2 separate regions of the Homo sapiens genome follow, and region 1 is linked to region 2. Evidence: chromatin loops called from intact Hi-C (ENCODE). Cell type or tissue: ascending aorta. All regions are shown on one strand. Links, peaks and the distances in the headings refer to the core of each region. The heading gives the core; the rest is flanking DNA.

The links. Peaks named below come from ENCODE experiments on the same cell type or tissue, not always from the same donor. Only the 100,000 strongest peaks of a DNase experiment are listed, where the experiment ranks them.
Region 1: it touches region 2 in a loop (2.0-fold over the local background); 10 of 110 quality-filtered maps call a loop at or near these places.

The regions. Positions count from the first base shown.
Region 1 is chr10:94,095,517-94,100,898 of GRCh38, reverse strand. All of the region lies in intron 2 of PLCE1 (phospholipase C epsilon 1), which reads right to left. It overlaps PLCE1-AS2 (PLCE1 antisense RNA 2), which reads left to right. Exons shown (of 8, transcript NR_120616.1): 4 at 4,023-4,140; 5 at 4,450-4,519. Among named protein-coding and RNA genes, the nearest start is that of PLCE1-AS2, 11 kb to the left of the region's middle. In ascending aorta, for the core only: no CTCF peak of the experiment used is centred there; a DNase peak (open chromatin) is centred at 3,058; H3K27ac peaks cover 4,632 bases.
Region 2 is chr10:94,211,064-94,216,445 of GRCh38, reverse strand. The region is part of intron 4 of PLCE1 (phospholipase C epsilon 1); the gene reads right to left. Among named protein-coding and RNA genes, the nearest start is that of PLCE1-AS1, 73 kb to the left of the region's middle. In ascending aorta, for the core only: no CTCF peak of the experiment used is centred there; a DNase peak (open chromatin) is centred at 3,035; H3K27ac peaks cover 4,480 bases.

The DNA of each region.
Region 1 (5,382 bases), core at 143-5,142, 120 kb after region 2:
CCTCCAATTCCAGACAGGGAACCCTCCCCTGTGGCCCCTGCAGAAACTTGTATGCCCTCCGGAGCTGGTATTGCTCACCAGTCTTCCAACAGGCCATTCCTGTTGCATCCATCTTCCATAGTGGTCTGCATACAGTATGAGGAAGAGCAGACACAATTAACTCACACCAAAGTGTTAGTGACTTGAAAATCTCTCTTATCTGCAGGAGGACCCGGGGAAGAACCAAGAGAAGACAAGAACTGAAGTTCTTCCATTCCCACCTCTGCATCACCTTCCCTGCTTTCTCTTTCCCCAGAAGAGACTCAGTCAACATCCCAAAGACCAATGATTTCATTGTTTTACACCAAATATCCCTCCTCTAAATTTTTCAAGAAATTGGGAATAAACTTCTTACGCAAGAAAATTTGGGGAGCAAAAGCAAGTAACCAGCCTAGATGAGCACATCCAACCTCTCTCCTCTTGATTCTCACATGTATTACCCAGGGTCCTGTTTCTGCAGAAAGGAGGGAACCCTTGAGAACATTTTCACTATGTCACTTTAGCAGCCTAACTCTGTGGTACCCCTGATTTAGGGAGGGTGAGGGGGTGGTGAAGACTGCAACCCCAATAGAAGCAGGGAAGGTGACATAGAGGTGAGAATGGAAGGACTTCAGTTCTTGGCTTCTCTTGGTTTCTGCCCTGGGTCTTTCTGGCACTATCTTTCCCTAAAGTATTTCATCTAATTCCTCAAACATCCCTGGATAGCCTATATCATAAAGTCCTTTATGATCTCTGTTTTACCTGGAAAGAAAGTGAGATGCAAAGAAGTTTAGTAACTTGCTGAGACCACAGAACCAGACAGAGGTTGTGCTGAGACCCACCCAGAGCACCAGGCTCTTCATCACAACCTCTTTTTGTAATTTCCCACACAGTCTTCTTAATGGCATCAGGGGTGCACATGTGTGTTCTCCCTGACCATTAAACCCTCACTGGCATTAACTGGACAAATAGGAAGTTTAAAGAGGGTATTTAACACCCCATTCATCTAGTCTCCCTGCCTGAGCTGCTCCCCCATCCTAGAATGTGCTTTTATCTCCTGTGATAACCAAAGACCCACTGGATCCTCCCTGCCCCCTCTCTCACCATAAGGGCCTCAATGCAAGTTAATGTCTCCATTTTCCACATTCCTATTATGTTTATAGATGGTTCTGTACAATTTCATGTTTTACAGACTTGTTCAACCATTGATATAATAACAACCATGAAAACAAATACTTTTGAGCATTTGTTATCTGTTGAGTAGGTTTTGTCTTAATTTCCATGATAATTCCATAAAGTTGATATGATAGCTCCCTCCTTATAAACAAGAATACTGAACCTTGACATATGTGTTCGAGAGAAATAATATATCTTGGCAGTTTAAAGTTTGAGCTTTGACTTTGTCTGGGTTTAAATCCTAATTCACTAAGTAGGTAAATGTATGCAAACTGCTTCTCTAAGCCTCAGTTTTGTGATCTGTAAAACAGGGTTGCTGAGAGGCCTAAAATGAGGTAATGTGTATGAAGTACTGAGCACAGGACTGGCATGGAGTAAAGTGCCCATTGACTGCAGGCACTTAATATCAGAAGGAAGCAGGGTTTAAAGTCTAACTCCAGGGCCCATGATGCCTGCTTTTCATATAATCCTGAAGTAGGCAGAGTTTTTCCTCGCTATTTTAAAGAAGAGGAATTAGGTTCAGAAATATAAAGTGACTTGTTCACCAACACCCAGCTGTTAAGAGTCAAGGTTGGGGTTTGAGCCAAGTGTAGCTTTACTTGACTTCCCAACACTGAGCTGCCTATGTTAATCTGTTAGTTTCATGCAATCTTCTTTCTTCCAAATTCGTGATAAGCTCCTTGGAGCCAAGCAAAGGCACTTCCACTTTGCCTGCATTTCCCAGATGGCCTGGCACAGCCTCACACGTGCTGTGCTCTCAATATACCTCTAGTAAAGAAAATCCTTGCTGCCCTTGCACAGCCTGGCACTCAGCTCCCTAGAACCACGAGGAGTATCAGCTATGGAGGACTGAGAATCCTAAAACAGAAGGAATACAAGATAGGTCATTGCAGAATTACCTAACAATTTTATGCCTGTTGTATTCGTAAGAAGTAAGCCTCAAACAGTAACTCAAGGTGTTCCAAAGAAAGCTGAATGTCGTACAGGTCCATAGCCACAGATTCTTCAGTAAGTAAAGAGTGTATATAAAGAGAGAATAAAAAGAGATAATCTATTAGAGATGAAAAGATTCACAAGACATATCAGTCAAATGTAATATTTGGACCTCATCTGATTCCTGTTCCAAAAACCAAATATTAAAAGCCATTTTAAAGACAATCAGGGAAGTCTGAATATAGGCTTGTCATTAAATCATAATTCGGAAATATTTATTTAGGTATGATAATATTGCAGTTCTCTTTTTTATGAAGTCTCTATTTATTAAAAATATACTAAGAAGTATTTATGCATGAAGTGATATAAAATCTAGGATTTAAATACTCCAGCAAGGTAGAGGGGAAATACTCCTGAGGGGAGATTGATAAAACAATATTGGCAATGTTTATAAATGTTGAAGCTAGGTGATGGGTAAAGAGGGGGTCATTATACTATTCTCTGTATTTCTGTGTTTGTTTAAAATTTTACACAGTAAGTTTTTGTTAAAAAAGGAAGGAATGGTGAATCCCCAGCAATCTTCCATTTTGTTCTGCAACTACTTGTCTTCCACGAGAGTTCAGTCTCCTTGACGACATGAAAAGTCATTCTCTTCCTAAGGGTCCTAAATGTACTTATCCAAGTGAGGGCTAAGCAGCTGTTGTGAGGACAGCTCACCTGGACCATTCTCCAGTCCCTTCCAAATCAGGCTACTTCAGACTGACCTTGTCACTTTCCCCAAATATCCACACTGTCTCCATAATCTCATCTCTGTCGCCTGTCCACTGCTGTAGGTCAGAAACCTCAGCACCACCTTTGTCTCTTTCCTCTCCTTCAACCCCTAGGCCAGGCAGCCAATGCTACTTTGGAGCATGACTCAGATGACACATTTCCTCTCCATTCTGACTGCCCCAGCTCTGGCTAAAGGCTCAGCACCACATACTTGGACGATGGCAGCAGGCTCCTGCTGGGTTCCCTTATTTTGACATTTTTCCTTTCTGTGCAAATAGCTGAACTTTCCAAAATACTAGACCACCAAGCTTAATGCTTTTACTTGGAATCACCCATTTTGAAACCCATTTGTTACATCCCTGTCTCAAATAGGCCTCTCAGGAGTTCTCATGGTTAAGCTCCGCCTTACTACCTTTCATAGCTCACTGGATACCTTCCTTAATCATTTCAGAATAAGTCTGGTCACAGCTAGACTGGAAGCTCAAAGGGAAGGAGGCTTGTCTGTCTACTCTACATCCTGGCACTTAGCATCATGCTTGGCACACTGTTGTGGGTGCACAGTAAATATTGGTTGGATAAAGGAATAGATTTATTAATGAATAAATTCTGTGAAAAAAATCATTTTTTCCCCCTTGATGTGTGCCTGTGTGGTGCTTTCTTCAGCACAGGTCCTAATCTTTTCAACACAGCATACCTCCAGTGCATGATGACCAAATCTTTAAGAGCCTCTGGAGGGAGACATAATCTCCCTACAAAGATAATTTTCAAGTAAAATCTAAATAAAAGATATTCTAGGGTTTCCCTTCTCCCATACACACAGTGTAAACAAACCTCTATTTATAGGTCAAGTAGCCTTAGCTTTAGCTCTGACTACACATGAACTTGGTCTACCCATCCATGTCTCTGGTCCTCAGTTTCATCATCAGTTAAAGGAGAGGGGTAGTTGGGTAATCAGTGTGATCCTTTCAGTTATAAACTTCTTGGTACTTTCTTTCATAGAAGCCACAATACCTTGTGCCCAAAATGTCATTATTACCTAAGTATAGAAAGTTTCCCTTTATTACAATTCCAATTGCTAGCCTCATGAGGAAGTCAGACTCGCTGATATGAATGTTTCTCTCTAGAACTCACCTTCTTATGGAGTCACCTTCATCCCTCTGCTCAGCAAACATGTCTCTCCTATAAGCAAATTCAATAAGGAATTTTTCCCCTTTATTGTTGACACAGTATCTCTTTACGATGGTAAGTTGTGCATCTTTTCAGCCTGTCTTCATAACCATCATGTGATTTCGTGCCCAGGGCAATCAGTTGAGACAATCAGGTAGGGTTTATGGTTGGTGATATGGTTTGGTTGTGTCCCCACTCAAATCTGGGGATTTAATTTCTATAATCCCCACATGTCTTGGGAGGGACCTGGTGGGAGGTAATTGAATCACGGGGGCAGTCACCTTCATGCTGTTCTCATGATAGTGAGTGATTTCTCACGAGATCTGATGGTTTTATAAAGGGCTTTTCCCCCTTTTTCTTGGTACTTCTCCTTGCTGCGACCAGGTGAAGGACATGTTTGCTTCCTCTTCTGCTATGATTAAGTTTCATGAGGCCTCCCCAGCCCTTCAGAACCGTGAGTCAATTAAATCTCTTTCCTTTATAAATTACCCAGTCTTCAGTATGTCTTTATTAGCAGGGTGAGAATGGACTAATACAGCTGGTTTATCATTTTGCAAAACAATCTGTTAGATAAGCAACAGATTTATTTGTTGCTTCGTCTTGAGTGTGTTAGCAAGTGGAAGGTAGAGGTACCTAGTCTCCATATTTTCTAAATCCTGGTTCTGGAATCTTTAACATCATTCCATACTGCCCTAGGAACAGGCAGTGGGACAGCTGTGAGGGTAAGGAGAACTGGGGTCCTTGCTTTTGAAGCCATCTCAGCAATCTGGGAATGGGCAATGAAGTCACGGCCCAAATAAGGATGTATGTAGATCACAAGAAGCCCCCAATAACAGCTGAAGATGACAGCCTCCCTCAACTCCAGATCTGCCTTGTAGCCTGAAGACCCCTGATGATATTGTCCTAATGGCCTGGGAGCTGGGCCACAAAAAGGCCCACTGGCCTGGATAGTTCCTCCAAACACAGAAGTAGAAGGAACATGGGCTTCAGGGTCTGACAAAGGGCTCAAATCCCACCTGTACCCCTTAATAGCTGTATAAAATCAGGCCTGGTCCTCATCTGTAAAGTGAGGAAGACACCACCCATTAAGGGTTTTCTGGGAGTATTAAGGGAAATAGCTTACTTGAAGTGGCTAGTATGGTGCTAGGCTTTAATTTTCTTTTCCCCTACCTTTTAGTGCCTCTCTCTCCTCTCCCATGCGGCCCTGTGGCTGGTGACACACAGCAAGTGCTGAATGTCAATCATTGTTATTAAGAAATTTCCAGCCTGGGAAACATAATGAAACCTCATTTCTACAAAAATTACAAAAATTAGCCA
Region 2 (5,382 bases), core at 218-5,217:
ATTCCTGAGTGTCTACCCTCTAGAGCTCGCACTCCAGTGGGCACTAGAGCACATGATGAGCAAGACAAACACAGTCCCTACCCTGCCAGGAGGTGGTGGCATCCCAAGCCTGACGTGTCCCTCCTCAGCTCTGATCTGCTTCCTATAAGGAGTGCTCCTTTACCTCTCCTCACCGAGGAGATCTCAACTGGGCAGTGCTGACTCTATCATTGGCTGGGTTTGCCCTTTTCCGACATCAGTGAAATAACAGTGACACCAAATGCTTTTACAGAGTCTACTTAACAGGTATTAATTCATTTAATCCTACAACAAGCCTATGAGGTATATGTCCTTATCATTTGCATTTTAGAAATGAAATTGAAGCAATCACTTGCCTAAGATCATAAAGCTAATTAAAGTGGTGAAGGTGGGATTCCAACCCAGGCAGGCCGGCCCCAGAGCCCATGTACTCTGCTGGCATGTATTGGTTTTTGAATGCTGTGTTTCTTGTGGCTCTGTCTTGGCCTATTTTATTTTATTTTATTTGAGTTCGGGTCTCATTGTCACCCAGGCTGGAGTGCAGTGGCATGATCATAGCTCACTGAAGCCTTGAACTCCTGGGTTCAGCTGATTCTCTCACAACAGCCTCTCCAGTAGTTGGGACTACAGGTGTGTGCTACCATGCCTTGCTCTGTCTCGGCCCTTCTCGAATCTCTTCTTATGCTACATCCTCTCCATATATGTTTTCCTTCACTAACTTTCCTTTACCCATCCTCTCTCTGCTGCTGGCTCCAAATGTCTAGCTCTTATCTTGTATATCCAAGAATGAACTGGACATTCTTACCTGGAGGACCCAAAGCCCATCCTGTTTCCAGTCCTTAACTCCTTCACTTTCCATTCCCACATCCAATTAGCTTCCAAGTAGCCCAGATGTCATGTTCTCCAGGAGGCCGTCCCTGAGCCCTCAGATAATTAATGGGTCCTCTGTGCTAATATAACCTTCCTGCTGCACTTTTTATACTGCACGGTGACCACTATCCCCCTGGACTTTGCCACTGCAGATGGAGCTCCTTGGATGCAGGCATTGTTTTACTCATCTGTTTCCCAGCACAAGTGACATAAGTGAGAGGTGTTTGACAACATCTTGTTTTGAGTTATGCATAATACATTGCAGCCAACTCCATGTTGGTGCTGCCCTTCCCAGAAGACTGTCCAAGCACCTTACTTGCCCAGGGTATCTGGGGACTCCAGTACAGGAAGTAAGGCAGGATCATTTACCCTAGAGCTCACAGCCCCAGAGCTGCCTGCTTGATCTTCACCCAAGAGGCTCAGAAGGCTAGTGTTGCTGGGGAAGGCAACCAGGGGAGCCATGACATAGAAGACCTATGGGCAGTTTGGTCCATGACTGGAAGACTCCATTTTCCCTGAGATGATTGGGCAGCAGAGGGTGAGAGTGTGGTGGGTTTCTCATCTGCACTGGAATGGGCTGGACCCATTCTGAGGTTCTCTGAGTGAAGGACAAGAACATAGCTTACGCAAGTACCCTGGATGGGGAAGCCTCTGGCCACAGGCCACACTACTTAGGAAAAGGGGACAGGTGAAGGTTGTCATCCAGGGCCACTGAGCAGGGTCACGATGTTTGGAGACCATGCTGTGATTCACTCTTGGTCCTCGGGCAGGTGTGCACCTGTCACTGGTAAGCAAAAGTAAGCCCGCAAGTCACTTTTTCACTTGCGGTGAAATGCAAATTTTCACCAATTAGAATGTGAATGGTGAGCAAGTAGAAGGAGACCGACAACCAGCCAACAATAATGATGGAGCAGGAAGGACAGAGCGGAAGGGAATAAAATGGTGTGCCTGTGTTGGCGTACATTCCACTGAAAACAAATCTGTGTGAACAAACAAAGGATATTGGCATCCCACCAAGATCAATTCATCCTGGCCCCACTGGACACTGGTAGATAGAACAGACCATTAAGAAGAAGATAATTAAATCAGCAGTCTGTCCAGTACATATATGTTGGGTGAGCATCTGTGAATGAAACTCGTAAGGGAATAAATCTGATGAAAACTGGAATTCTAATCTCCTCAGCTTCTCTGTTCCAGTGGGGAAGAGAGTGTATGTAATCACTCTCCTCAGGGTGAAGATCAAGTAGGCAGCTCTGGGGCTGTGAGCTCTAGGGTAAATGATCGTGCCTTACTGCCCGTACTGCAGTCCCCAGATGCCCTGGGCAAGTAAGGCACTTGGACAGTCTTCTGGGAAGGGCAGCACCAACATGGAGTTGGCTGCAATGTTTTATGCATAACTCAAAACAAGATGTTGTCAAGCACCTCTCACTCATGTCACTTGTGCTGGGAAACAGAAAAACACAGGATGTGGAGCCAAAGGAATGTAGGTTCATTTCTTGGCTCTGCCTTTCACTATTTCTGTGACCTTGAGCAAGTTTCCTACCTACCCTGAGACTCTTATTTCCTCGCTCATAAGATGGGGATAATAAAATGCCCGGTATCATAAGGAGTGTGGTGACTAATAAAAGCGATGATAAATATAAAGTCTCTTTATATTCATAAACTAATAAAAGGGACGATAAATATGAAGGGCTCCGGTGCTTGGAGAGGAGTAGTATGTGCTCAATAAATGTCAACTAATACTGATAATTAAAAAATAATAAGCAGCTCCTTCTTCAAGATGTAGCACTTGTGGAAACAATGTTGGCCTTTTTATTACAGGGCCAGCTTCCCTTCACTGTTTAGCAGAGAGGGACTTTCCAAGGATTAGATTCTCCAAAAGAATGATCCTTCATTTCTTTCAAAGAAGCCAGAAAGGAGAGGCAGAGGAAAAGGGGCAAGAAAAATGTTCAGAAAGAACATATCAATGGAACATCCAAGGAAAGTTGGCAGTGAAGGGTGGGAAGCAGAAGAGGAAGAGGTCTGGGTCAGGGCTCTCTGAGGAGGTAGGGACACAGGGACATGGCTTGGTAGGTGGGGAAGTCCTGGAAAAATAGCTGTGAGTCATAGACAGGTTCAAAAAGGGCAGCCACCCTGAGAACCCAGGGCCTTTGTCCAGGAAACATCAGGTACACTGGACTGTGGTTACAACATTTGATGGGCTGGGATTAAACCACATCACATGACATTGGCTGTTTCATCATCTTTCTTGCTTTTTGAAAAGTTCATCATCTTTTCCAGGCAAAGAACAGATCCTAATTCTGAGTAAAAACTAACAGAGCTGTACATGAAAGGCAAAAATTCTAGGGTGTTCAGCACAGGATAAAAATGCTGGATGTGTCCCACCAACTACCTAAGATATAAACAGTGAATGTCCTGAAATGAGATCCTGTAACTGGGGAGTGGTAACCGCACTGGTGGAGCAAAGCAAAGGAACTTGAGACTGACAGCTGAGAGTATGGAATTCAATTCGGGGAGTCAAACAAGGGCCCAGCAGCCTGGCTGCAGCACTTCCAAGCTGCACTTAGTACTTAATTTGTCTTGTTTGTTGACTGGCCTGCTTATTCATATGCGGCAACCCTCTGCAGCATTTGATTTTGAAATCTTGATGAGCAGATTGATCTGCCAATTTTGAATTATTCCCACATGTTCTGCACAAAGTAGATGCTCAATAAATATTCTGGAAAGTGTTGTTATCCCTTTCTGCTCCAAAGACCCCAGACAGAAACAGATCAGCAATGTTTTGTGGTAATGTTTCCCAAACTGTGTTTCAGGGCACATGTTCTACCCAGATATTAAGTATTAAATATTTTGTGAAGAAAGTGTCTGGAGCCATATGACTTCAGGAAATTCTAGGATAAGCATTTTGGGAGGCTGAGGTGGGTGGATCACTTGAGTTCAGGAGTTTGAGACCAGACTGACCAACAGGGTGAAACCCCATCTCTATTAAAAATACAAAAATTGGCTGGGCGTGGTGGCTCATGCCTGTAATCCCAGCACTTTGGGAGGCCAAGGAGGGTGGATCACAAGGTCAGGAGATCAAGACCATCCTGGCTAACACGGTGAAACCCTGTCTCTACTAAAAATACAAAAAATCAGCTGGGCGTAGTGGTGGATGCCTGTAGTCCCAGCTACTCTGGAGGCTGAGGCAGGAGAATGGCGTGAACCCGGGAGGCGGAGCTTGCAGTGAGCTGAGATGGCACCACTGCACTCCGGCCTGGGCAACAGAGCCAGACTCTGTCTCAAAAAAAGAAAAACACAAAAATTAGCCAGGTGTGGTGGCATGCACATGTAATTCCAGCTACTTGGGAGGCTGAGGCAGGAGAATCGTTTGAACCTGGGAGGCAGAGGTTGCAGTGAGCCGAGATCACGCCACTGCACTTGCACTCCAGCCTGGGTGACAGAGGGAGACTCAGTCTCCTAAATAAATAAACAAAAGGTTTTTAGGGGCAGGATTTTTGGAGGCTTTAATATGCTAATATGCACGATAAACCTTTAAGAAGCAGCTAATATTCAGTATTTCTCAAGTTCTTTTGACCATGTAATTTTTTTTTCAAAGGAACATTAATTAACATTTAGAATAATGCTGCAATATTGACAGGGGTCTCTCTGAGCTCTTTTAGCTTGAAGAGGACATAGCAGGGGCTTGTCTCCACCAGTAGTTCAGTAGGTCCTCTACCTGCACCTGGCCAAACCAAAAATACACCCCTCCTTCTCTAGAAACCGCTTGGGGTGGGTGGGTTATAGGAGGTAGAAACAGAAACAGCAGCATAGGATTTTATAATTGGTGTCATAAATCCAGAATCAATATGTCATTGGAGGAACTCTAAAACCAAGACATGAAGGAAGATTTTTCTTTAGACTCCAAAGTGAGGAGATGAAGGCCAACTGTTATTTCATAGCCAAGGCTGTCATGAAGGAATAATCCAGAAAGCAGACCAACTTTTAGCTATGCGGTTCTACTACATAATGTAACAACGAATAAATCAATGGACTGTAGAATGTTTGAATTGGAAAAGACTTTAGACATTATTTAGTCCATTTCTCTTATTTGATAGATGAAGAAACAGAGAATCAGAGATGTTAGGTGACTTGCAAAGGTCACCCAGTTAGTGAGTGGTAATGCTGAGGCTAGAGCCCAGATGTCACCTCAGGACACCTACAGTCATAACTTGCTGCATTTGTCATCTCTGTGAAGACAGTCTGATACACTGCCACCTGCCCTCCCTCTGTAGGCCTTCATAGGCAGGCTTACTGGGTGAAGAAGTGGTGGATAAGGAGGACGAGGAGAGCTGGGAGCAGCAGCAATTGCTAGAGCACTAACCTCAGATGGCCTAAAAGATGGGGGCAGTGGGTCCTAGTTAGGCAAAAGCCAAGGAACAAAAGGGAGAAGAGTCCAGGCCATGAAAACAAGGGTGTCCAGCCTAGGGCCTCCCACGACACAGCTCTCAGCAG